Linked DNA regions of Mus musculus: regions 1 and 2 are each linked to region 3. A link is a loop called in an ENCODE intact Hi-C map of the cell type or tissue named here. Cell type or tissue: heart. All regions are shown on one strand.

Evidence for each region. Peaks named below come from ENCODE experiments on the same cell type or tissue, not always from the same donor. Only the 100,000 strongest peaks of a DNase experiment are listed, where the experiment ranks them.
Region 1: a loop joins it to region 3, with 7 times the contacts of the local background. A loop is called at or near these places in 13 of 42 quality-filtered maps.
Region 2: a loop joins it to region 3, with 2.7 times the contacts of the local background. A loop is called at or near these places in 6 of 42 quality-filtered maps.

The regions. Positions count from the first base shown.
Region 1 is chr8:83,895,574-83,903,573 of GRCm38, reverse strand. It overlaps Adgrl1 (adhesion G protein-coupled receptor L1), which reads right to left and starts at 3,476. Exons shown (of 23, transcript NM_181039.2): 1 at 2,650-3,476. Gm26721 (predicted gene, 26721) reads left to right here and starts at 3,847. Exons shown (of 4, transcript NR_166528.1): 1 at 3,847-4,393. In heart, CTCF peaks have their summits at 462, 6,097 and 7,491 (motif pointing right); DNase peaks (open chromatin) are centred at 580, 3,803, 4,443, 7,423 and 3 weaker places; H3K4me3 peaks cover 5,747 bases; H3K27ac peaks cover 4,262 bases; H3K27me3 peaks cover 1,619 bases.
Region 2 is chr8:83,652,800-83,660,799 of GRCm38, reverse strand. All of the region lies in intron 1 of Gipc1 (GIPC PDZ domain containing family, member 1), which reads right to left. Among named protein-coding and RNA genes, the nearest start is that of Gipc1, 4.1 kb to the right of the region's middle. In heart, a CTCF peak has its summit at 4,130; DNase peaks (open chromatin) are centred at 3,719 and 7,289; H3K4me3 peaks cover 1,652 bases; H3K27ac peaks cover 1,589 bases.
Region 3 is chr8:83,950,747-83,958,746 of GRCm38, reverse strand. It overlaps Asf1b (anti-silencing function 1B histone chaperone), which reads right to left and starts at 3,053. Exons shown (of 4, transcript NM_024184.2): 1 at 2,810-3,053. The coding sequence starts at 2,918. It overlaps Gm10644 (predicted gene 10644), which reads left to right and starts at 3,414. Exons shown (of 5, transcript NR_169070.1): 1 at 3,414-3,644. In heart, CTCF peaks have their summits at 1,704 and 3,427; a DNase peak (open chromatin) is centred at 3,226; H3K4me3 peaks cover 2,536 bases; H3K27ac peaks cover 1,300 bases.

The sequences.
Region 1 (8,000 bases), 55 kb after region 3:
CTCCAGTGTCCTCACAGAGGGGCTGGAGGAGGGGAAGTGTCTGGCGACTAGAAATCTGATCCCTGGGAGAAGCCCACACAGAAACTAGAGCTTTCAGTGTCCTTGGCCAGGTCTGGCTGAGGAACCAGCAGAGGGCGGGGACACAGACCAGAAGCTCCTGTCTGTGGTGGGAGTGGGAGGTGGCTCCCGTTCCCACTACTCTTCTTTCAGGGGTGTATGCTTTAGAGGTTTTGGGGCCCACCTGACCCTCTTCCTTCCCCTCTGCTAGATGCCCATGTTGAGGCCGAAGCACCAGAGGGTCTCTTGTCAGCCTGGTGGAATAGTCAACACAGACAAGAAAGACAGCAGGCAGCAGAGTCCCATGTGCAGATGGAGATCAGAGAGGGCTTGATGCAAACAGACTCCTCTAGCAGGGCCAGGCGCTCACAGGCTCCTCCCCCCTCGTGGGGCTTCCAGAGCGCCCCCTAGGAGAAGGGGGTTCCCCAGGGCAGGCTGGGAATAGAAGCCTGGCTCCGCATCTCTGGCCTTCCACCTCCTCCCCCCTGGCTCGGTGGCCCAGGTGCACTAGTCCCCAGCTCCTTACACTCCCACAACTCCGGGGACTGTCTCCACGTCCAAGGATGTCCAACAGCACAGGAGATAGTGGGGTACACCCGTCCCCATGACTGGGAGTAAGCAAGCACATCAGACGGAAAAAAGCAACAGGGCGGCCCAAGCCAGCGGGGGGGGGGGGGGGGGAGATGCTGGGAAGCCAGCGGGAGGGCTGGTACCCACATATCCACATGCACGGCTGTGGCTCAGTGCAAAGGTGCCATGCCGCCAGCCACGGAATTAGTTCTTTTCCGCCTTCCAGATGATTTTTCATCTCTGTAATTAATGGGCAAGTCATATCTGAACGGCATGGCAGGCAAATTGCTAGTTAGGAAAATCACAGATAATTTTCTCGATATGATAATGAAGGTTGTATTCCGTCTCTTATTCTCCCTGTTTTCATCCTACTTTTAAGTAATAAATTTGGCATTAGTGGGCAGGGTGTGGGGAGGAAGGAAGTCACCTGTCCCCAAAGCTAGGACCTGTCTTAGCAGGCGTCCCCCAACACACACACCAAGGTCCCCAGTTCCTAACTGGGCAGATGAAGAAGAGGATGCCAGAGATGCTTGTGGGGACCCTCAAAGGAACACTCTGACATTCCATGATTGATGGGGTATTGCCAGGGTCTAGGGAGGGGGGAGAGCAGGGGTAGCCATCAGGCTGTGGGCCAGATAGAGTTGGGTCTGGGGTCGGATTAAAGACTCACGCCTGCCCTTGGGGTGCAGGAAAGAGAAGCAGGTACCAATGGCCTCTCTCTCAGCAGCACTGGAGGTCAACAGGCCCAGAACAGACATCCACCCTCAGGTGTCCTCCACACCTGTCCCTACACTGTCCAACTCTCTCCCCACGTTGACCCTCCCTACTCCACTGGAGGCATGAGGGTAAGCAGAGAGAGGGGGAGACAGACAGAGATAAAGAGGCTGCCAGCCATCTTGGCGGCCATCTTGAACCCCTCCCCCAACTCCCCCAAACGCACCACATGTTTGGATATGGGAAGACAGATCCGGCTCTGGGTCCCAGAGAGGCTGGGAAAGAAGGGGGCTCTCTGGTTCACATTGGGACAGGAGGGACATCCACAAAGATGCCAAAGCTGAGGAGAAGGCGGGGTGGGGAGATGAGGAAGGTACAGTAATAAGATGCTGGGCGAGGATAGGGCTGGAAGCTAACCTAGCCGAGAAGTGTACAGATTGGGATGGGTGAGCTTAGGGGCTGTTTGCCGGCGGGGTGCCATCTTCACATAGGTGCCTGGGGTGCACTGAAGTGATGCCATTTGAGGACATTTTCTGGCCACTGCATAAGTACACACTACCCTCCCACCACACACACACACACACACACACACACACACACACACACACACACACACACACACACGAACTGGACTTTCATCCCAGGACCCTCAAACGGGACGATGACAACTGAGCCACACAGCTCTATTTCAGGAACACCTGGAAGAGGAGAGAAAGCTCGTTCCGGTAGATCCAACCTGACAGCCTCCATCCGTGCTTAACAGGGTACCACTAACAGAAGATGTCTCACAACTGCACCAGGGTTGCCCAAAGCACCCCTCCGGGCTGAAACTCACTCGACACCCAGACATACCTCTCCCCATACCACCCCCAACCACCATTAGCGCCACTGCCTCCCAGAGAAAAACAAGCCATGTCGGGGGGGGGGGGGGGCTGGCCCAGCATCCTGCGGTGCCAGCCCCCCGACATGGCTTCTCTGGGGAGCCCGGGCCCGCGCGCTGCGCGCACACGCACCCTCTCCACTCACACCCAGACACCTACACAAACAGGGCGCCAAGCACCCGCGCGCACACGCACCGGGGACACGCAGGCACCGCCGCGCCGCTTCCCCACAAAGGCCGGCGCGCGCGCGGGCACACGCAGCCACGCGCGGGCACACTAGCGGTCCCCTCCCCCTGCAGGGCACCCTGCGGCCGCCCATCCGCACCCTCACCAAGCCCCCGGCGGGCGGGGGTAGGGTGCTCCCCGCCCCTCCCGCCGCGCACACCTGGCCCAGGTGCGGCGTGGCCTGAGGCTCCCGCACACTCACCTGTCCAGCGGCGCTTCGGGGTCGGCCGTGCGCGCTCCTCCGGCGGCTCCGCGAAGCCGGGCCCCCCGCCCGGCACATCTCCCGGAGCCCGGCCCAGGGGGAAGCGGGGAGGGGGTGGCTGAGCGAGGGAGGACTCCGTGTCCCTTCTTTCCTCCGGCCCAGCACCGCCGCCACCGACCAAAATTTAAAAGGGAAGGGGTGGGGGGGGGGAGTATAAAAAAAAAAAAAAAAAGGAAAGAAAAGGCGGATCGCGGCGCTCCGGAGGCGGCCCCGGCCCCGGGCGCGCGGGTCTGCGCCCCTCCCGGGGAGCGAGGCGTGGAGGCGGAGGGGCGGGGGCGGCGTCAGAGCTCGGGGGGCTGGGGCGAGGCGGAGCCCCCCGAGGCGGCGCCGGCTGCCCGCATCTCCCCCGCAGCTCCGCGGCCCCGACGGAGGCGGCACGTGTGTGCCCAGGCGACTTCCCAGCGCCCCCGGACGGCAGCGGGCGAAGGGTTAACGCGGCTGCCCGGGCGGCCGCGCAGGCCCCCGCCGCCCGGCGGCGCCGCTCCTGGGCCCGCGCGGCCCCATCCGCCGGGGCGTCTCCGGCAGACGGCGGGGCGGGGGCGTCGCAGCGCCGACTGCTCCCGCGCCGACCGCTCGCGCTGCCCGCAGGGGGCCGGAGCTACACAGCTGGAAGCAGGCGCGGCGGCGTTGCGCCCCCGGGGTGGCCGGAGCAGGGGGCGCGGGGCTGGGCCCGTGGGCACCGCAGGACTCGCGGAGCGAGCGGGCGCGGGGCACCAGCAATGACAAGCCGCCTGCTCTCGGCGCTGCCGGGCCCGCCGGCTCCGGGAGGGGGGCGGCGGACAAGCGCAAAACCTGGCCTGGACTACCCGCCGGGGACTAGTCTCCGCAGCCCTCCCGTGCGCCCCGAGGAAGGGCCCGGAAACCTGGCCTGGAGTTCCACTCGCCTCCCCCAAGGAAAAGTGGGCAGAGGGAGGCGACGCGCTAGATCCCCCTAGTTGGGCTGGGGGGGGGTGGGGTGCGACGGGCGGCAAGAAAAAACGGAACGGACTCTGCAGCCGTGCTGTGCAGAAAGGCGCCTAGCCGGTGAGGGGTAAATGGAGAGCTGTGCAAGGACTGCGCAAAACCTGGTCCGGATTTGGCAGAGAGGGTAGGGACGGGAGGGGCGCGGTGTGGGGGGGTAGGAGTGGGAGGGGAGGTAGCTGCGACAGGGCCAGATGCACTCGAGGCACGCAAATTTCGGTCCGGATTCTTCCAAGGGAGATGGAGTAATGCGTCAGGCCTGTGCGGTGGCAACAAAAAAGACCTGGACCAGAGCGTCTCCCACCCGGGATTGCAGGAGGGCCGGAGGGAGTGCTGCTTAGTGACTGACAAGAGCGTAGGCTGTCCCCCATCTTCCTAACAGCGACGTGGGGTGGGGAGGGACAAAATGAGGGCTGGACTGAGGTATGGAAGGATCCCGCGCGCTGGCTGCAACAGAGCCGGCAGGTAAAAGCAGTATCTGGATCCTGGGTGATGCGACAGGAAGGGGATGTGGTGTGGATCCCGCTACCCTGGGAGACCAGACCTACAATAAAAAAATAAATAAATAAATTAATTAAAAAAAAAAACGAGGGAGGGACGCAAAGCCAGGACTGGAGCGTAGGTAGGATGGGATGAGAACAGCCCCCCTCCCCCAAACAGAAGAGAGAGCCTTGGCAACCGGACAGGGTCCTGGAGCTGACCAGGCTGCAGGAGCGGAGGAGAGGTTAGTATCTATAAACGCCTCAAGCGTCTGGTTTTGGAGGGGGTGGGTAGGGAAGAAAAAAAAAATTGAATTTTAGGTTGATGGCGAGAGCAAAAGCCCGGTGCAGATTTCCACAACGTAAGAACTACACTGCAGGTGATGGACTCGGAGAAGTAGGGCAGCGGATCGGACTTAGATTCCTAGGCTTTGGACTTAGTGAGTGAAGCCAGAGGCTGGGTTCAGCCCCCCAGCTACAGATGAAGCCTAGGATTGCTTCTCTAGATGGGAAAGGGGGTCGACCTGGCCCAAATATCTGGAGCCAAAGCTACCACTGCCTAGACTTATAGTTTATTTGTTTTTTTGGTTTTTTTTTTTTTTTTTGGTGGGGGGAGGCTATAAAGCTGAACCCGGGGCCAAAACCAGGCACTTAAGCAATATAGACAACTCAGTGCGGGGGTTGGGGTGTGGGTTCAGGGGAGCGGAATCCAGAGAGGTAAGAACAGAGCTTGGAAGCTGCCGCGCTGAGAATCCGTTTTACGAAGGATGGGTGCAACTCTTAAGATTGATGGCTGAGGAGAAGCAAAAACTGGGCTTGGATCCTTGGGGAAGGGAATCCACCCAAAAGCAGCCTAAATACCGAATCCGGCAGCTTATTCAAGTTCAACGTCCAGCTGAATGTTAGCACTGCCTTAGGAGTGCAGATAAACCCTGATGTGGATTTTTCAGAGAATGTGATGTGCTGAGGTTAGAGCAGGAGGTGTGGGGTGGGGTGGGGGATGGGGTGGGTTAAAAGTCCATCTCAGTGTGCATGGAAGGTGCTGTTCTGCCTGCTGAGTGGGTTAAAGTCAGGAAAAGGTTTGAGAGTGGAAGAACTTGGGTGGGTCTTGAATAGGAACAAAGATTATCCACAAAAGCCTTAATGTATAGGCCATTAACCTGTTCCCAAAAAACCCTTCTATGTAGCTCCTCCTGGTGGGAGATTGGGCGGGGAGGCACCGTTGCGTGGACAGGGAAAAGGGGCCACTACCAAAAATTTCATTCCTACTTCTTTAAAAGACACACTTCTCTTCCAGGATTAAGGGTCCTTGGTTCTTCAAAACCAAACTTCAGGGAGGAGTACTTATGTGAGGTGCTACCCCCACCCAGGGAAGACTCCATGTTTGAAGAGTGTCAGCTATGAACCTAAGTGACCAGGGGACTGAATCCAGGGAACCAAAGATACACTACACCTCGAGTGCAGGAAAGATCCTATCCTTTTTGTGACTGACTGATAGAGAGGAGGGTCCCGTCTCTCTGTGCGTTTCCTACTTTGACATATCAACGGATCTCTAGAAAGCTCTACTCCCCTAGCAAGTGGTGTGTGTGTGTGTGTGTGTGTGTGTGTGTGTGTGTGTGTGTGTGTTTTACTGAGGCTGAGGTGTTCAGTGGCCTAGCTGTGGTTGCCCAGCATGTGTAAGGGCCTGGATTCTATCTCCAGCCCAAATGGAGAGGGAGGAGTCCTTTAGCTACTAGCTTCCTTTCTCCAGCAGCCCACCCATCTCTTCTGCAAAAGCAATCCAGGAGATAGTTTGAACTAGCACGCTCCATTATGAAGAAAAGTCGTGATATATATATTTTTTAAGGACCAAGGCTCAGTTTGGAAAAATCCTAGCAGGATGTCCCCTCCCCCTCCCGCTTTCCAAAACCCTTCTCTCCCCCAATTCTGGTGGCCGGTGGTGCGCCCCTGGTGGCGGCCGAATTGGCTTGCCAGCCTCCATCCTAACCGTGGCTCTTGGGTTCTTGGGCAGAGGGCTCAGAAGGCAAAGGATGCAGGGAGGTTGTGAACACGAAGAGTCACCCGCACACCCCGGACTCTGCCTGCGCAGTCGCAGTGGAGGCTGCGCCGGCAGCCGGGCTCCGGGAACCAAAGCGTGCACGCGCGCGCGCAGACTCGCCCGCTGCGGGTACCTCTAACCCTCTACTCCTTAGAGGTACCCGAGGCCTGGATAGGGTGCAGTTCACTCTAGCATCCTGCCTTTCACGTTGGGACCTTATGCAGAGTGACCACGTCGTTCCTTGGCATTACATTCTGTACACCTGGTCCCATTAGATCCTTATGCACAGGCTGTCCTGCGTCTTGGGTTACCCTAAGTCTATAGGCACGACACCCCATCTTTTGAGCACCGTGTACTTGAGGACACCGATGTGCAGAGTGTCTGGGCATGAAGATACCCAATGTTCTGCATCATTGTGATCCCATAGCCTGAGCATCTAGCATGTTGGACACCTCATTCCAAGACATAATGGTACCCTTCTGGGCTCTCAGTGTGTGGGGCCTACGGTCTCTGGCTCAGTAAACCCTTGTTTCTAGGGTTCCAAATTTGTCTCAGCCCAACTCCTTCCAGGAGATGCCTGCTGCACCTGCAAGATCGATGTGACCTGTCGAGGGAGCTGGATGATTGGGGTTTGTGCACTCTTGCGGTCCCTGGGGGCTTCCTGTACTGGATCCCTTGAGCAATTTCTGAGCTCCTTCCAGTACCACACTCAGAACCCACTCAAGTGAACAGTGAGATAAAGGCCTCACTGAGCGCTGGACATCGTGAGCATACCTTTAACTCCAAAACTCAGTTCGATGGCAGTGAACAAATTATCTCCTCTGGGACTGACATTCTAATTGGTGAAACAAACAAATACTACAAGGTCCTGCAAATGCATAAACGATGCCACCAAGACACAAGTGTCACCAAGGAAAGGAAATAAAATGAACCCAGAAATGGTGGCAGGCTTTGCAATGTAGGAGTGGGACAGAAGACTGCATTCACGGTAGACTCTCATAGCTTCAGCGCTACGCTCTTTAGTTGGGGGAGGTCCCTGGAGGTCTCTCCAGGAAGATGGGGTTTGAATAAAGAGCTGAGAAAAGGGAGGAGCCTCAGGGTTGGGGAGGGAATATGAGGAAGGTCCTGCCAGGCAGATTGAACAGCCTTTTCCAGGGTCCAGAGGCAGGAGCATTGAGCAGATCAGTGAAGGCCCCTTCAGATGAGAGGGAGGAGGTACTGAGTACGTTGGCTTAGTGGGCCATGAGACAGAAACTATGGGAAGGAAGGGCGAGAAGGAACTCAAGTGTGCACAGGTCCTAATGGCCACTAGGGGGAGAGTGTGGGGTAGAGAGCAAATGCCAGAGACTGCTGATAACGGATAGTGTGCTGGTGGAGGATAGCAATGGAGATGGGGAGGAAGATGTGAGGGGCTAAGATGTGCTTCTGCAGTAGGGCACCTGCCTAAGATCCCTCCGTGAGGATTGAGGAATGTCAGTCAATCTTAGAGCGCTGGCTCAGAATCTGCTCTTGGGAGGAGCTGGTAGGGCTCTTGCCAGGGTCTATCGAAGGCCATGTTCCAATCCCCAGCACAGCAAGGAAGTGGAGTGAGGACAGATGCAGGGTAGCTGAGCATCAGAAGGAGTGGGGATATTTGGAGGTTAGCTGTAATATTTACATTTGACCCACCAACTAGCAAGCACTAAAGCAAGTCAGCCCTGGGGGCATGGCCCAGGTGTGAGAAGACCCCCTTCTCCATCTCACAGAAGGACAGTCGAGGTTCCAGATCTCACAGAGCAATTACAGAACTGGAGTCAAAACTGGACAAGGAGGCA
Region 2 (8,000 bases), 300 kb after region 3:
TGTTGAGAATCCCGCTCCCGAGCACGGGTGCCAGGATACCTCCAGAACACTGCCGCCTGAATCAAGCTGTGCTGAACTTGCATTCTGCTGAGGCTTGCACCGCCCCTGATTGGCTGGCACTGTCCACGGAGCTGCAGCTTCTCCCATACACTGGAGTAAGCTCTACACTCTTAAAGCTATGAAAACTAGCTCCTCTGTGTTGTTTAAAGACTAACAACAAAAGATTCTGTCCATGTTCAGCATAGGCACAGGGCTCTCCCCGAATCAACCACTTCTCCCTCCCTCCCGGGTTTGGTTTTGGCTTTGTACATGTGGACCCACATACCTAGACTGCTTCTTACTTTTTTATTTTGAGTAGTTATCTCTTAGTTGCTCAGGCTACCCGTGAACTTGCAGTCCTCCTGCCTCAGACCTCAGAGTCGATGCGATTACAGGAATAGAGCAGCCCATCTGCCTTGCCCAAGTATTTTCTGTGTATAGTGGATTCCATCTGGGCACCCAGAGCTGATGTGAAGCTAGAGAGCTGACTCTAGAGACAGCCCAGATGCTGGGGCGCAGCTCATGGGTGGAGCACGTGCTAATGACGACCAGGTTTCATCCCAGCATCACACTGCACAGCTATAATCCCCACAGAGATACCTATTTACAAGCCCACACTACTGGCTGTGACCTCATTCAATCCTCATTCCCATGAGGTCCCTGAGGCGTCCAGCTCTGACCACACCTGCTGCGCACTCCCTGAAGGGAGGATAAGGCACTGGCACTGTCCTTTGCTTTCCATGTCTCTGAAAAAGGCTCTCAATTTGTAGTCCAGGCTGGCCCAGAACTCACAAACTCCTGCCTCGGCTTCTCAAATGCTGAGAAGACAGATGGAAACACCACACCCAGCTTCTTTTCATTTTTTCTATCGGCTTCCTTCATTAATGCTATGTGCAAAAAACCTGAGTTTGGATCTGGTTTATGTAAGAAAGCAGATGTGGCCGGGCGTGGTGGCGCACACCTTTAATCCCAGCACTCGGAAGGCAGAGGCAGGGGGATTTCTGAGTTCGAGGCCAGCCTGGTTTACAGAGTGAGTTCCAGGACAGCCAGGGCTACACAGAGAAACCCTGTCTCGAAAAAACAAACAAACAAACAAGGAAAACAGATGTGGTAAGATGCGCTTGTAATCCCAGAGCTGGAGAGAAAAAGAATCCCTAGGGTTCAATGCCAACCTAGCCTACTTAGTGAGTTCCAGGCCATTGAGAAACCCTGTCTCAAAAAACAAGGAGGGAGGCTAGCAAGATGGCTTGTGGGTAAAGGTAATTTACTATCACCCCTGCATGCCTGAGTTTGAGTACCTGGGCTCACGTGGAAGGGGAGAGCCTATAGTTGTCATCTGACCTTTACCTGTGCACTGGGCTATGTGTACCTACACACAAAGACATGTGCACACAAAACAAACACATGCAATAATACTACTACTACTAATAAAACCAAAGTGGACAGCTCCTGAGGAGGGACACCTGAAGTTGTCCTCCAGCCTCCATAGACATTTGCACCTGCACAGGTGTCACACACACACACAAAGAGAGAGAGAGAGAGAGAGAGAGAGAGAGAGAGAGAGAGAAACAAAACCCTTCTGAGTCTCTCCTTCAAAGCAGAGTGCATGGTCCCTGTCACGCCCCTTGGGACAGGGCTGGCAGATGACTGGTTCTGCCCCTGAGTTGTAGCAGAAAGAGGCATGTGACACATCCTCATAGAAACATTTAATTACTGGGGTAAGATCCTCCCTACACAGAGGGATCAGCGATGGCTGGCTGTGGTGATGTCCTCGGGCTCCTTAGTAACTGAAGCTGTGGTGGTCTACAAGAGAATGCCTCATAGACTCACAGATGTGAATGCCTGGTTCCTGCTTAATAGACTGTCTGGAGAAATGTGTCATTAGAGGGTGGGTTTTGAGGTGTCAAAAGCCCACCCCAGGCCTGCCAGTCAGTCAGTCAGTCAGTCTGTCTGTCTCTACTTGACGCCTCTGAATAAAATGTAAGCTCTCAGCTGCTGCTCCAGCACCCTGCTTGGCACTTCCAGGCCTGCCTGCCCTTATGGTTCCAAGCCAGCCAGAGCTACGAAGAGAAAGCCTGTCCCCGGCCTCCAGCACCCACCAAAAAAGCGCGTGTGTGCTCCTGTGACAGAGGCTAAAGGAAGCAGTGGTGTCCCCAGTTGCTCTCCCCCTTAGTCCTTTGAGGCAGGCAGGGCCTCTCAATGATCCCCCTGCCGCCCCCCCCCCCCCGCCTTGGGCTAGCCCCGGCAATGCTGGTCCTCACCAGAGCAGCAGCACTGGTCTCTGAGCTGCTCCTCTTTTTTTTCTCTCTCCCTCCATCTAGCAAGCAAACATTTTAGGGGGCAGTACTTACTATATTCATGCACTTATTTTATTTATAATTAATTTTTAATAATAATAATAATAGTAATAATTCCTGGCTGTCCTGGAACTCACTCTGTAGACCAGGCTGGCCTCACACTCAGAGATCTTCCTGCCTCTGCCTCCCTAGTGCTGGGATTAAAGGGGTGTTTATTTCCCCCTCCCCAGGTTCATTTTATATATTTTTTAGGCAAAGTCCTGCTATAGTATCTAGATTAGTCTTGAGTTTCTGGCGAATGATCCTCCTGCCTCAGCCTCCAAGTATCTGACTTTCAGCACATGCTGCCATGCCCAGCCCTGATTAGCAGCATCATACTGGATGTACAATCTGTTTACCACAAAGTAGATGTAGTAGGTATTAAGGTGGCAAATGGGGTGAACTTCAGCCCACAGCTGCCTGCTGAGCCATACCCCTACTTTGGCCCATCTCTGGGAAGAAAGCTATTTTTCTGATTTACTTACGAGAGCTACAATAAACCAGCTGGGGCTGACCATAGACTTCGTGTGGACCAGCAGCAGTAAAAGCCTGGTGTTAGAGAAGCCCTGGTCCCATCTCTAGGACCTCCCTCCCACACATCATCCCTCCAGGATAAGAATATTCTAGGTAGCTGGGAAGGCACAGAGCCCTGTAGTAAAGAACTTCACATTCAGCGCATCTCTGAAGGGTGTGGCTGGAGTGGACGGAAGGAGGGAGGGAGGGAGGGAGGAGAAAGGGGGGCAAGAGAAGGTGGCATTTTTCTTCTGGTAGTGCTGGGATGGGGCTAGGCCTCTTGAACACTAGGTAAATAATCATGGACCACACCCAGACCCTGATTTCATTTTCAAGTCACTTGTTGTCCAAAGCAAAAAAAAAAAAAGCCACAACACAAGCTCCCTCAAGGGTGCTTCATTTGCAATACCCCAGGGAGTTCCTTGGCCTGACACAGATCCTCAGGGACATTTCACCTTCTTGTCTTCCCCCTCCCCCACCAGGTAGCTCAGGCTGGCCTCAAACTTGCTATAGCCAAAGTTGACCTTGAACTTGTGATCCCCGCCTCATCCTCCAGAGTGCTAGGGACACAGGTGTACATTACCACACCTGGCTAAATTCATCTCTCTTATTTTGAGGCAGGGTCACACTAAGTAGCATAGGCTGGCCTTGAACTCCTGATCCTCCTCCTCCTCAGCTTCCGTACCAAACTCCACTTCCTGTGGACTAGGAACTGCCTGTGCTCTGCAGAGCCTCTCCTGAGGAAGGGCACCCAGCTGGCTGGTTCACATCCTCCTGAGAGGGTTCCCTGCTCAGCCATGCTCTCTTCTCACTTCCGGAACGCTATCCATCCCACTCATCCACACAACAAGCGGCCTCTGGGTCTTCAGGCTTCCGGTTACCCTCCAGTTTCCTGTCAAGACAGCAGCCAGAATGACCCTATAAACAGTCACTTCCTTCTCTGCTCTGATCCCCCAGGCACCCACTGTCATTTATGCCCACGTGGCCTGCTCTTCCTTAGCCGCTGGGGCCTCTTCCATGCTGCTGCTCAGATAGTTAGGCCAGAGCTAGCTGCCCGCACCCTCCCTTACCCTTCAGCTGGGATGGGTATTTTATGTCTTTGTCCACTGCTAAGGGAGAGCTCTGTCACTAATGTCTGCCCCTCAGTATGGGGAACACTGGCTGCACAGAGCAGCACAGGCCATCTCCCCAGATCACACGCCCTGCTCCTGACCCTTATCTTGCTGGCAGCACATTGCCTGGCAGGGGGCGCTGCGACTACTCTCTGTCCATTTGCTTTTGTACTCTGGGATAATCAATAGTGCCCGATGCCTTCTTATACATCTTTAATGTTCTTGATTGGCTTTTTTGTGAATTGCCTGTTAACTCTCTGTTACTTTGTTTTTGGTTTCGAGACAGGGTTTCTCTGTGTAGGCTGTTCTGGGACTCGAGCTTTATACACCAGGCTGGCCTCGAACTCAGAGATCTGCGGGGATTAAGGGCGTGCACCACCACCCGTTTTCTTTTTCATCAACTTAAGCATTTTGTTTACACTTATCTACCTGATGTGTATGTGTGCACGCCTCAGAGAACAACTTAGCTGACTTACTTCTTTCCCTCCACCATGTTGGTCCTGGAGGTCAAACTCAGGTCACCAAGTTTGGCGGCAACTGCCTTTACCCACCGAGCCATCTCACCTTCTGCCCACCATGGGTGCTGGGAACCAAATTCCGATTCCCGAGAAGAGCTTCAAGCACTCTCAATGGCCGAGCCATGTCTCCAGGCCCTATGTGCTCATTCATGGATGTGCAGGCACATTTGGAGGTTAGAGGCCGACCTTGGCTACTGTTCTCCAAGAGTCATTACTTTGCTTAAAAATTTTACTGAAGCTGGTTCAGCGGTCAAGAGCATTGCCTAGTCTCCCAAAGGACCTGGGTTCGAATCTCAGCATCTACATGGCAGCTCATAACTGTCTCTAACTCCAGCTTCAGGGAGAATCTGACGCCCTCTTGAGAGCACAGGCATGAGTGCTGGTGACCCATCCACACACATAAAAAATGATCACTCTGAGGCTAGGTTGGTTAACACAGCAAGAACACGGCAAGTTCTTGGACAACCAGAACTACGCAGTGAGACCCTGTCTCAAAACAAAAACAAAAACGAAAAAAACAAGAACAAAAAACCAAAAATCACACTTGTGTGCACGTGTGTTGCCACAATGTGAGTGCAGAAACTGTAGGAGTCAGTGCTTTCCTCTACCATGTGGGTCCCAAGGATCAAACTCAGGTCCCAGCTTGGCAGCAGGGGCCTTTACTTTGCTGAGCCATCTCGCCAGTGTGCCCACTCTATTTACACTGGGAAGTCAACTCAGAGTCTCCCATATGCTAGGCAAAGACTCTAGCACTAAGTTATAGCCCGTATCCCCAGCCCTACTTTGTCTGAGACAGGGTCTCTCCTGGGACTGAGTCCTCCACTTAGGTCAGCTGGCCAATGAGCCCCACACATCTTCCTGTTTATGTCCCCAGTGCTGGGGTAACAACAGCAAGCCACCATGCCTGGCACTTCCATGTGGGTCCTGACTGTCAAATTCTGCTGGCCCAGCAAGCACTCTACCACATGAGCTACCTCCTCTGTCTACATGGCTTCTGTATGGGTTTTGTTCTGAGGAAAATGAATGGCTCAAGAATTAGAACTGAAGACCCTGAGGTGTGGTGTGGTGGCCTGGATGCAAGCCCCACCCTTGCCACTTAACAGTGGCACAGACAAAGCCAAGCTGCTTAACTTCATGAGGCCCCAGTTTCCGCATCTGAAAATCTGGCAGAAGTCACATTTCTCGGGGTAACTTCTGGGATGTGGAAGTGCTCATCAGTTCAGGAAATGTTATTATTTGCAAGGGAAACTAGTACCTTTTATCTGCAAGGAGGGTGGGTACTCTACTGATGAGCCATGCCCCCTCCTCCACGCCTCACTGACTGATTTTAGGCAGGGGCTGTACCGCTGAGCCACGCCTCCAGAACCTTACATCCTCCCTTCCCTGGCCCAAGAGCACCCCAGTTCCTACGCCTGGCCCAAGAGCACCCCAGTTCCTACGCCTGGCAAGGCCTTTTCCAGAATTCTCCAGGCAGCTGGCTTGCCTCAGCCCACTGAAGAGTTTCCCATGGTCTACAGGACTTAGGCCTATGAACTTATATGCTACCCTGACAACATAGCTCATCTTCCAAGCTCTCGGCAGTTATTGATCTTTATGTCTCTAGTTTCTAAGTTTGTTTTTTTGTTTTTTTATGCGAATGAGACTGCATGTCTGTCTGTCTGAACCACTTGTGAGCCTGGACCACGTGGGTGCTGGGCATCAAACTCCCAGTATGTGTTCTCCAGCACCTGCGTCTCTATTTCAGAATGTAAACCAGATGGTAACATTCATATTATGTATTTGACCTGACAAAGGGATCCCACAGTATAGGGGAAAACAAGAAAGAAAGAAAGAAAGAAAGAAAGAAAGAAAGAAAGAAAGAAAGAAAGAAAGAAAGAAAGAAAGGAGGGAGGGAGGGAGGGAGGGAGGGAGGGAGGGAGGGAGGGAGGGAGGGAGGGAGGGAGGGAGGGAGGGAGGGAGGGAAGATAGATAGATAGATAGATATGTCCTGTGTACCAGGCATAGCAAACTCCCGTGAATCACATCTCTAGCTTTATTACTTGTGTCGCTATTGGACGCTTTGCTCTGCCCAGGTTTTGTGTGTGTGTGTGTGTGTGTGTTTTCCAGGACCCTGGTGCCCAGTGATGCTGAGACCACGCAGCACTTCTTACAAGGATCTACAATGGCTGCCTGTTACCTGGTTGTCTGTTCCCTACCAGACTGCAGGAAATTCTGTCCCGTGTTTGGAGTCCTCTAAGCAAAATATGCTGTCAGGCACAGTGGCTGCTCAGTATCTGTAGGTGATGGGTGTGTAGTTCAGGCGTAGGGCACCTGCCTAGCGTGTGAAACCTCGGTCGGGTTCCACAAGGGCTGAATTGTAGAATGAATGTCTTACATCCCCGACTGCCTGTGGTTCAAACCCCCACAACATGACTGCTAGAGAGCTAAGTGTGTGCGTCTCTCCAGTCTGTCTGCAAGGAGCTGAAGGGAAGTGGGTTGGATGGATTTCCGGAGTCCAGCACTCTCATCCCAAAAAGGGCCTGAAACTCTGCAACCCCCGCAGTCACAGAAAAGCCAAGTGGGGGGAGCAGGAAACGGGTTGTTCCAGGGGCTCAGATAACGCCTGGCTTAGGGGACACCACACCTGCCCCGGTCGTCCCTCCCTCCTAACCCCGGGCACAGCATTGCTTCGGGGAGGAAGGCAGGAGCTTCTGATTCATTCTTGAAAAACCGGATCCTGAAGGTTTCATCTCTCCAGTGTTTCCGGGGCGGGGGCTGAGGGGCGTGAATGCACAGCTTGACCGGTCTTGGCCGCCTGTAGCCCCCGCGCTCCCCAGACACCAAGTCTCTATACTTCCAGTCATCCCTTTAACAGTGGAGAGTGGACAGGGTAGGTGGAAAGGAAATGGGGTTAAACGACCCATGGTATTTGGGCCTTGCCTCTCCAGCTCAGAGAAGGGACACGAGGGCAACCTGGAAGCTGTCTAGTGACCCGTGGGCGAGGAGAGGAAAGCAAAACCCAGCAGGTGCGGCTCCGAAGTGAATATGGGGGTGGCGGTGGGCGTGAGTCTAGGGGCTGATCTCTGGGACTAGTTTCTGGACTCAAAGGATACGGGTCCCTAAGCCCCATGGGTCATTTACTAGCTGTGTGACCTTGAGTAAGTTACTCCACCTCTCTGGCACTAGTGCCTCACTTCTAAAACAAGTTAATAACCCCTCCCAGGAGGGTGTTTTGATTCAACTGAGCTGTGCAGCATAAGCGCCGGACGAGGAAACACCGATCCGGGCTTGCGAGGGGGAGTCATTAAACTAGTGCTGCGGTTGTTACTGTTATCCCGACCTGGGTCTCGGTGTTCCCCCCAGCCAGCTTTGGGAAGAGGCCTGGGAAGGGTCGGGAACACTGACCCACCACCAACAGGGAGCGTCCTGGGAGCAGAGAGCAGAGGCGGACGGGAGGCCCGGCCAGCGGGGAGGGGTCCGTGTTTGGGGTCCCGACGCGGCCA
Region 3 (8,000 bases):
AAGAACCTGAATTCAGGGGCTGGTGAGATGGGTCAGTGGGTAAGAGCACCCGACTGCTCTTCCGAAGGTCCGGAGTTCAAATCCCAGCAACCACATGGTGGCTCACAACCACCTGTAACAAGATCTGACACCCTCTTCTGGAGTGTCTGAAGACAGCTACAATGTACTTACATATAATAAATAAATAAACCTTTAAAAAAAAAAAAAAAAAAAAAAAAAAAAAAAGAACCTGAATTCAGGGTACTGGAGAGATAGTTCAAGGCTAGAATCCAGTATTGACCTTTAAGATCCAGGTTTGACTCCCAACACCCATGTCGGGAATCTCAAATCAGCTATAGAGGATCAGTTGTCTCTGCCTTCCAGGGGCTCCCATGCATATGCCACCGCCAACATAGACACAAAAATAAAAAAGAAAGGAATGAGGTCACATGTGGAGGTGTACACTTTGAATCCCAGCACTGGGGAGGCAGAGACAAGCAGATCTTTGACTTCAAGGCCCTCCTAGTCTACAGAGTAAGTTCTAGATCAGCCAGAACTATATAGTGAGACCCTGTTTCAAAGAACAAAAAGAAAAGGAAAGAAAACCCCATTACTGAAGAGAATAAGATGGTGGATCCCTGGCTTACTAGACAGCCAGACTACCAGTATTGTAGCTCCAGGCTTTACAGAGACACTGTCTTTTAAGTAGGACAAGGCTAGAGAGACAGCCCATGGTTAAGAGCATTGGCTGCTCTTCTAGAGGCCAGGTAAGATTCCTAACACCTCCATGGAGACTCACAAGCCTGTAACTCAAGTTCTAGAATACCCAACTCCTTCTGAACTATGTGGCTATCAGGCACTCAAGTGGTGGCATAAATACATGTAGACAAAACATACACACAAAAAATAAAATAAAATAAAAATAAAAAGGTGGCCAGGCAGTGGTGGCGCACACCTTTAATCCCAGCACTTGGGAGGCAGAGACAGGCGGATTTCTGAGTTCGAGGCCAGCCTGGTCTACAAAGTGAGTCCCAGGACAGCCAAGACTATACAGAGAAACCCTGTCTGGAAAAAACAAAAAACAAAAAACAAAACAAAACAAAACAAAAAAAGGTGGACAGCAATTGAGAAAGACCACTTGCAGTTTCTCTGGCCCACACCCACAAATTAAACTAAAAAAAAAAATAAATAAATAAAAACAATCTGGACTCAGAACTCAGAGACAAACTTCAATGATAATGCTTCTACTACTATCTGGCTGACTTGGAAAAATCACCCTGCTCCTATTAAAACATGACCAACAGGCTGACTCTAGCCTCGCTGTTCTGGTTCTATAAATAAGGAATAAAAGTAATACTAGGCAATGACCATGCAACCATTTTTAAATGCAAGGAGCACAAACAGACTGATTGAAACCTGATCTCTCAGCATCTGGGAACTGTGAATCCCTTAATCTATCAGCTCCTTATATCTCCTCTTGGCTTCCAAATAAATCGTATTCCACACTGTTACTCTACCTTTTATTTATTTATTTACACCCTGCCTTGTTCCAGTAAGGATTTAACCCAGCTTATTCTATAGTTAGTCATAAGTAGATTCATTTAAACTTAAGGGGTAAGAAACTAGGGAGAGGCTGAGCCACTGACCCACCCCAAGCACACACATAGCAGCTCCAAGTGAACAGGAGTGGCTGGCCTTAACTGAATACCACCAACAGCCACCAAGAGGCACTAGTTGCCACAGCCTAGGCTCTCAGAGCTCCACCTCCTCAGCTGCTACATCCTTTCAACACTCAGTAGAGAAATGGTCTCGTGGAGTGTTGAAAGCAGGTCCTCTGAAAACAGGACTTGCCTTTTGCTGGGGAGCTGAGAATCCAAAGTGACTTCACAGTTTACATGTTCATGGATTTATTTGAAAGTCTTTTGCTCTTTATGGCTCTTGTTCTCTCATCTGTGTGATGAGAGCCATGTCCACCTTTATGTCCCACAGATGAATTAAGTCATTCTGTGAAAGATCCACAAAAGCCCGTGGCCTCCCAGTTGATGGAAGTTGGATCCCATCCCTGTTTGGTCAGTCCACCCACTCCCCAGACAAGGTCAGCCCATCAAAAGGGATGAGGGGTTCCTTGCACTGAGTTAGCTGGCAGCTAGTAGAAATCTCAGAAACTGGAAGAGGCCTGCCTGGCTGTGGCACCCCTCACCTCAGGACATTCACCCAGACCAGGAGCTGGGGAGACCAAGTTACCTACAAAGCCTGGAGTCAGAAGCCCCCATCTCTCCTCAGAGGGAGCTCAGACATAGGATCTGGGACTAACCTAAAGGAAGAAGGCTTATAGGCAACACCATGTTGTTACGGTTGGCAAGCAGGAGTTGTGGGGGACAAATCTGGAGTTGTCTGGGGAGGGGGTTTTTGGGAGCCATGGGGTGAAGAAGGTCTTGACATGGGCGGACAGGGCAACAGAAGAGTCTGGCTGCTTTGTAGGAAAAGATACCCACAAGGAAAAGGGGGGGGGACGGGACTGGAGGTTGGGATTCCATAGGACACGTGGATGGTTTCTTAGGAGGAAGGGCATCAACGCGGGGTCTAGCCATAGGGAAAAGGCGTGGCTGCGGGTCTCCAGGGAAAGCGTACAAGGACAAGCGGTGCAAGACGAAGGGTGACGAGGCCTCCACCAGACAATGTACACTGGACAGAGCCGGCTCCACCGAGAGACCGGAGCTGGGCCATGGAGGCGTATCTAATGGGAGATCTAGTTGGCCCCGGGAGATTGGGGGTGGCGAAACCCCGAGGGCAGGAGGGTCTGGGGTCCCCGGCTCAGGCCCGGCCTCACCGTCAGACAGGGCCTCACTGCATTCGAAGCTGATCTCGAACCGGAAGGGGCTGTGGAAAGGGCTCGGGTTCTCCAGCACAGCCACATTCAGCACCGACACCTTGGCCATCACCGCGCCCGGGAGCCGCAGCTGCTGTGGAGACTTCTTCACAGTGACTTGCGACAGAGAAGAAGGGGGGGACGACAGGACGGAAACCTCCCTGCGTCTCCCAACTCTTCCCTCTGAAGCGCTCCTCCGCTCAGCGCGCTCCCTTCAAATAGCCGGCTCCGCCTTCCAGCCAATCGCCGCTAAGGACCGATGACGGCGCGAGCCATCAGCCAATCTCGAGGCGTCTTCAGGCGCGCGCCTGGACCCTCAGACCAATCAGAGAAGCTCCCTCTTCACGGGCCCCAGGAGGCGGAACGTTAATCTCTTAGCTTCGTAAAGGTCTATCGGGAACCAATCCCTGGAGTCTCCGACTGGAATAGCTCGCTCCGGGGTGGGCGGAGTTAGAGCGCGGAACTTCTCTTGTCCAATCCCAAGGGTTACCGCACCGGCATCCCCCGCCCCTCGTTCCGCTTTTCCGGTAGACGCACCTCACAGAGAGCAGCGCCACCAACGGCCGAACGGTGGCGCGCGACTCTCACTAAAACGCGCTGAGAAGACGGCACTCGCACTCGCAGTGATTGAGTATCGATCGTGGGCGTGGCCGTAAGCGGGTTTCTGAGACGTGATTGGCTATTATGGTGGGCGTGAGGAACGCCGGGCTGGAGAGCTGTGGAAATCGCACACCCTCACAGTGAAAAGCTTTAAGGAGGAGAGAGTGGCCTGGGCGGTTTAGGCGGCTGTCAGCAGGTGAGCGTTTCTGGGGACTACCCTGAGGGGTTCCTACCTTTGAAAATCATGGTCGAGGAGACTGTCGAGAAGGTTTAGATCACCCCTGAGACAAGATGGCGTAGCGATGAGAGGGGATACAGGATCGAGTCTCAGTCCGAAGGGAGTTCTGGTTCGTGGACAGACCAGGGTTTGAATCCTGCCTCTGCACTCTGTCTTTCAGCCCGGGCTCGGTGACGCACGCTTTTTATCCCAGCACACGGGAGGCAGAGGCAGGTGGACCTGTGAGTTCGAGGCCAGCCTGGTCTGCAGAGCAAGTTCTAGGACAGCCAGGGCTACACAGAGAAACCCTGATCCAAAACCAAACCAGTTAACTGCCGCTGTCTGTGAAACTTACCTTTTCTCCTTACTTTCTGGTTCTTTATACCCTGTCATAGCTTCTTACACAACCTTTACCAATCACATCTTTTAAAGGTTAAAACAAAATGGAAAGGTAGATGCGTGCCATTAATCTCAGGACTCAGAGGTAGGCAGACTTCTGTGGGCCAGCCTGATCTACACAGTGAGTTTGGGGAAGTAAGTAAATTAGTTTTCATACTTGGCCAATGCAAAAAGGCCAAGAAGCAATGAATATGATTTTTAATAGACACTTAACTAAATAGGACAAAAATAATCATTTCAAATATGACCATTCTAAAAACACCAATGAGCTATCCTGCACCTTTTTACTCATTGAGAAGTCTTTGGGATCCTGTATGTGTTTCACATTTCAAACAGGTCTGTAACCTAGCATGGGACTGTCCACTTTTATTTGAAAGAGGTATCTGACCTTTTATATTTCACAAAATTTATAGTTGAAAATGTAAGGGGCTGGTGAGATGGCTCAGCAGGTAAGAGCACCCGACTGCTCTTCTGAAGGTCCTGAGTTCAAATCCCAGCAACCACATGGTGGCTTACAACCATCTGTAACAAGATCTGACTCCCTCTTCTGGTGTGTCTGAAGACAGCTACAGTGTACTTACATATAATAAATAAATAAATATTAAAAAAAAAAAGAAAATGTAAGCCAGTAATTTCAGCACTTAGGAGGCAGGTTAGGAGTTCAAGGCCATTCTTGTGAGATGAGGAATTTGAGGGCTAGAGAAGTGGTTCAGTGCTTTAAGAGTATACTGCTCTTGCAGAGGACCTGACTTCCAACCCGCTCTAGCTTCAAAGGATCTGATACCGTCCTCTGGTCTCTGTAAGCATCTGCACTCATATTGTTTAAGTATATAATATTTAAGAATATATATTCTTAGCTGGGCGTGGTGGTGCACGCCTTTAATCCCAGCACTCGGGAGGCAGAGGCAGGCAGATTTCTGAGTTCGAGGCCAGCCTGGTCTACAAAGTGAGTTCCAGGACAGCCAAGGCTATACAGAGAAACCCTGTCTCGAAAAACCAAAAAAAAAAAAAAAAAAAAAAGAATATATATCCTTATTATTTAAGGATTTTTATTTTAATGCTGGAACAATTATTCAGCAATTAAGAGGCAGGCAGATCTCTGTGAGTTTGAGACCAGCCTTGTCTACAGATTGAGTTCCAGGACAGCCAGACAACATAGAGAGACACTGTCTTGAAACAACAACAACAACAAAAACAATAAAACAAAACCCAAACAAGAAACCCCAGAGGACCCAAGTTTGGTTTCCAGCCTACAGGTGGCATGGCAACTCACAATCGTCTATAGATAGCTTCAGCTCCAGGGGATCCAAAACTCTCTTCTTACCATTGATTACACTAGGCAGTCATGTGCTGTGCATACATATAGCCAAGCAAAACAATAGTACATAAAAATAAATGAATCTTTAGAAAAACAGCTGGGTGTAGTGGCACACTCCTTTAATCTCAGCATTCAAGAGGCAGAAGCAGAAAGATCTCTGTGAGTTTGAGAACTCCTGACATTCCAGGACAACCAGCTATACACAGTGCCCCCACCCCAAAAGAACAAAAAAGGAAAAAGAAACTATGGGTTCATGTACTTCAATCCCAACTGTTCCCAAGTATGGTGGTTCAAATGAGAATGGCTCCCATATGCTTGTATATTTGAGTGCCTGGCTCCTAGATGGTGGAACTGTTTAAGAAGGCTCAGGATGTGTGGTCTTTTTGGAGGTGGTGTATCACTAGGAACAGGTTTTCTCTCTGTATGTTCTCTGCCTCCTGCTTGTGACTCAGGATGTGAGCTCCCAGCTCTTCCTACCACCATGCTTCTACTCCCACCATCATGGACTCTAAGCCAAATTAAATTTTTGTTTATAAATTGCCTTTGTTGTGTTTCTCAGCAACAGAAAAGTTAACTAAAACAACTACATCTTTAAAAGCTCGCCTGCCAGTCAGTTGGTCTGTCCGTTGATGGTGCACACCTTTATTCCCAGCACTTAGGAGGCATATGCATGTGAATCTCTGAGTTTGAAGCCAGCCTGGTCTACAGAGCAAGTTCCAGGGCAGCCTGGGCTACACAGAGAAATCCTGACTCTGGAAAAGGGGGGCAATTTAGCCCCAGAACTGAAATGAAGTAGTTAGGTCTTAGCACTTGAGAAGATAAAGATAGGATTGTACACAATTTTGAGGCCAGCCTGAACTATATAGTAATGCATTGTCTCAGAAAGTAAGATGAATTAATGATGGAGTTGCCATATATTTCCTAGACATAAGCCAAGTTTGTTCCTCTCTGTTTGCATTGTGGGCTACTTTATCCCTCCACCCATCCTCTTCATACCCCAGCAAAGCTTATTAGCCACAATACTCTGGTACTTATAAAGCAAGTCCTGTCCATTTCATTCTTGGTACAGCTAGCTGAATGACCTTCAGCCATAAACCAGATCATGTTATTATTCTGCTTAAAACCTTCAAAGGCTTATCCTGCTTAGAATGAAACCTAAGATCTTTACTATGGTTCAAGAGGCCCTTCATGGTGGCCCTGGCTAACCTCACCACCCTCATTGTCCAGTTTCCTGTCACTACTCAAAACCTTGCTGGCTTTATTTCTTCTCTTTCAACACCAGTCTGATGTCCTGCTTTGGGGCTTCGCACTTACTGTTCCCTTTGCGTAGATTATGTTTTCCCTGGGTAATCACTTGCTGTCTCATCTCCACTATCAGGAATGTCCTCAGAAGGTTCCTCAGACCACCTTATCTCATATGGTCCTTCTTATTTTTATACTCTGGATCTACTACTCGTTAGTCTCATAGGCTACTCACATCCTCTTTGTGCCTTAGTTTTCTCATGTATATTGCATTTATTAGATACTTTTAAAAATATATGTATGAGTGTTTTTTCTACATGTATGTCTCTGTAGCAGGCTTGGTACACAAAGAAGCCAGAAGAGCATGTCAGATCTCTTGGAAGTGGGAGTTTCAGATGACTGTGAACTGTATTGTGAGCGCTGAGAATTGAGCCAGGGTCCTATACATCAAGCCATCTTTCCAGCCCCTGTTTATTTTTATTTGTGTGCTCGAATGCAGAAGTCAGAGGACAAATTGTAGAAACTGGCTCCCAGGGATCCAACTCAGGCCATCAGGAAAGTGCCATTATTCACCAAACCATTGCAACAATTCTGTGTGTGTGTGTGTGTTATGAGTATTTTACCTGTATATATGCCTACATATCACTTTGTGTGCCTGGTGCCTACAGAGGACAGATGAGGGCACTAGATCCTCTGGAAATGGAGCTGAAAACAGCTGTGAGCTACCATATGAGTGCTAAAAACAATCTCTGCAAGAGCACCAAGTGCTCACACCCAGTACCCACTGAGCCAGCTCTCCAGCCCTGCCAGCCTGTTTTTTTTTTTTTTTTGACACAAGGTTTTACTTTGTAGAGGCTATCACATCTGAGGACCCTCACCATCTCCTAGTTATGGGGAATGGAATCCTAGTCCTTTGGTTTGCTAGGCAAGCACTCTACAATGAGCTACAGCTGCAGAACTTTGTTAGTTTTGAACTGGGCTTTGTCTTATTATTATTATTATTATTTTCTGATTGAAAACAGAAATCTGGGCTGGTGAGATGGCTCAGCAGGTTAAGAGCACTGACTGCTCTTCCGAAGGTCCTGAGTTCAAATACCAGCAACCACATGGTGACTCACAACCACCTGTAATGAAATCTGACACCCTCTACTGGTGTGTCTGAAGACAGCTACAGTGTACTTATGTAAAATAATAAAATAAATCTTTGGGCCAGAGCAAGCAGCGACTAAGTGAGCAGAGTTGACAGGAGCAAGCAGGGCTGACTGGAGCAAGTGGGGTTGACTGGAGCAAGCAGAGGTCCTAAATTCAATTCCCAACAACCACATGAAGGCTCATAACCATCTGTACAGCTATAGTGCACTCATATACATAAAATA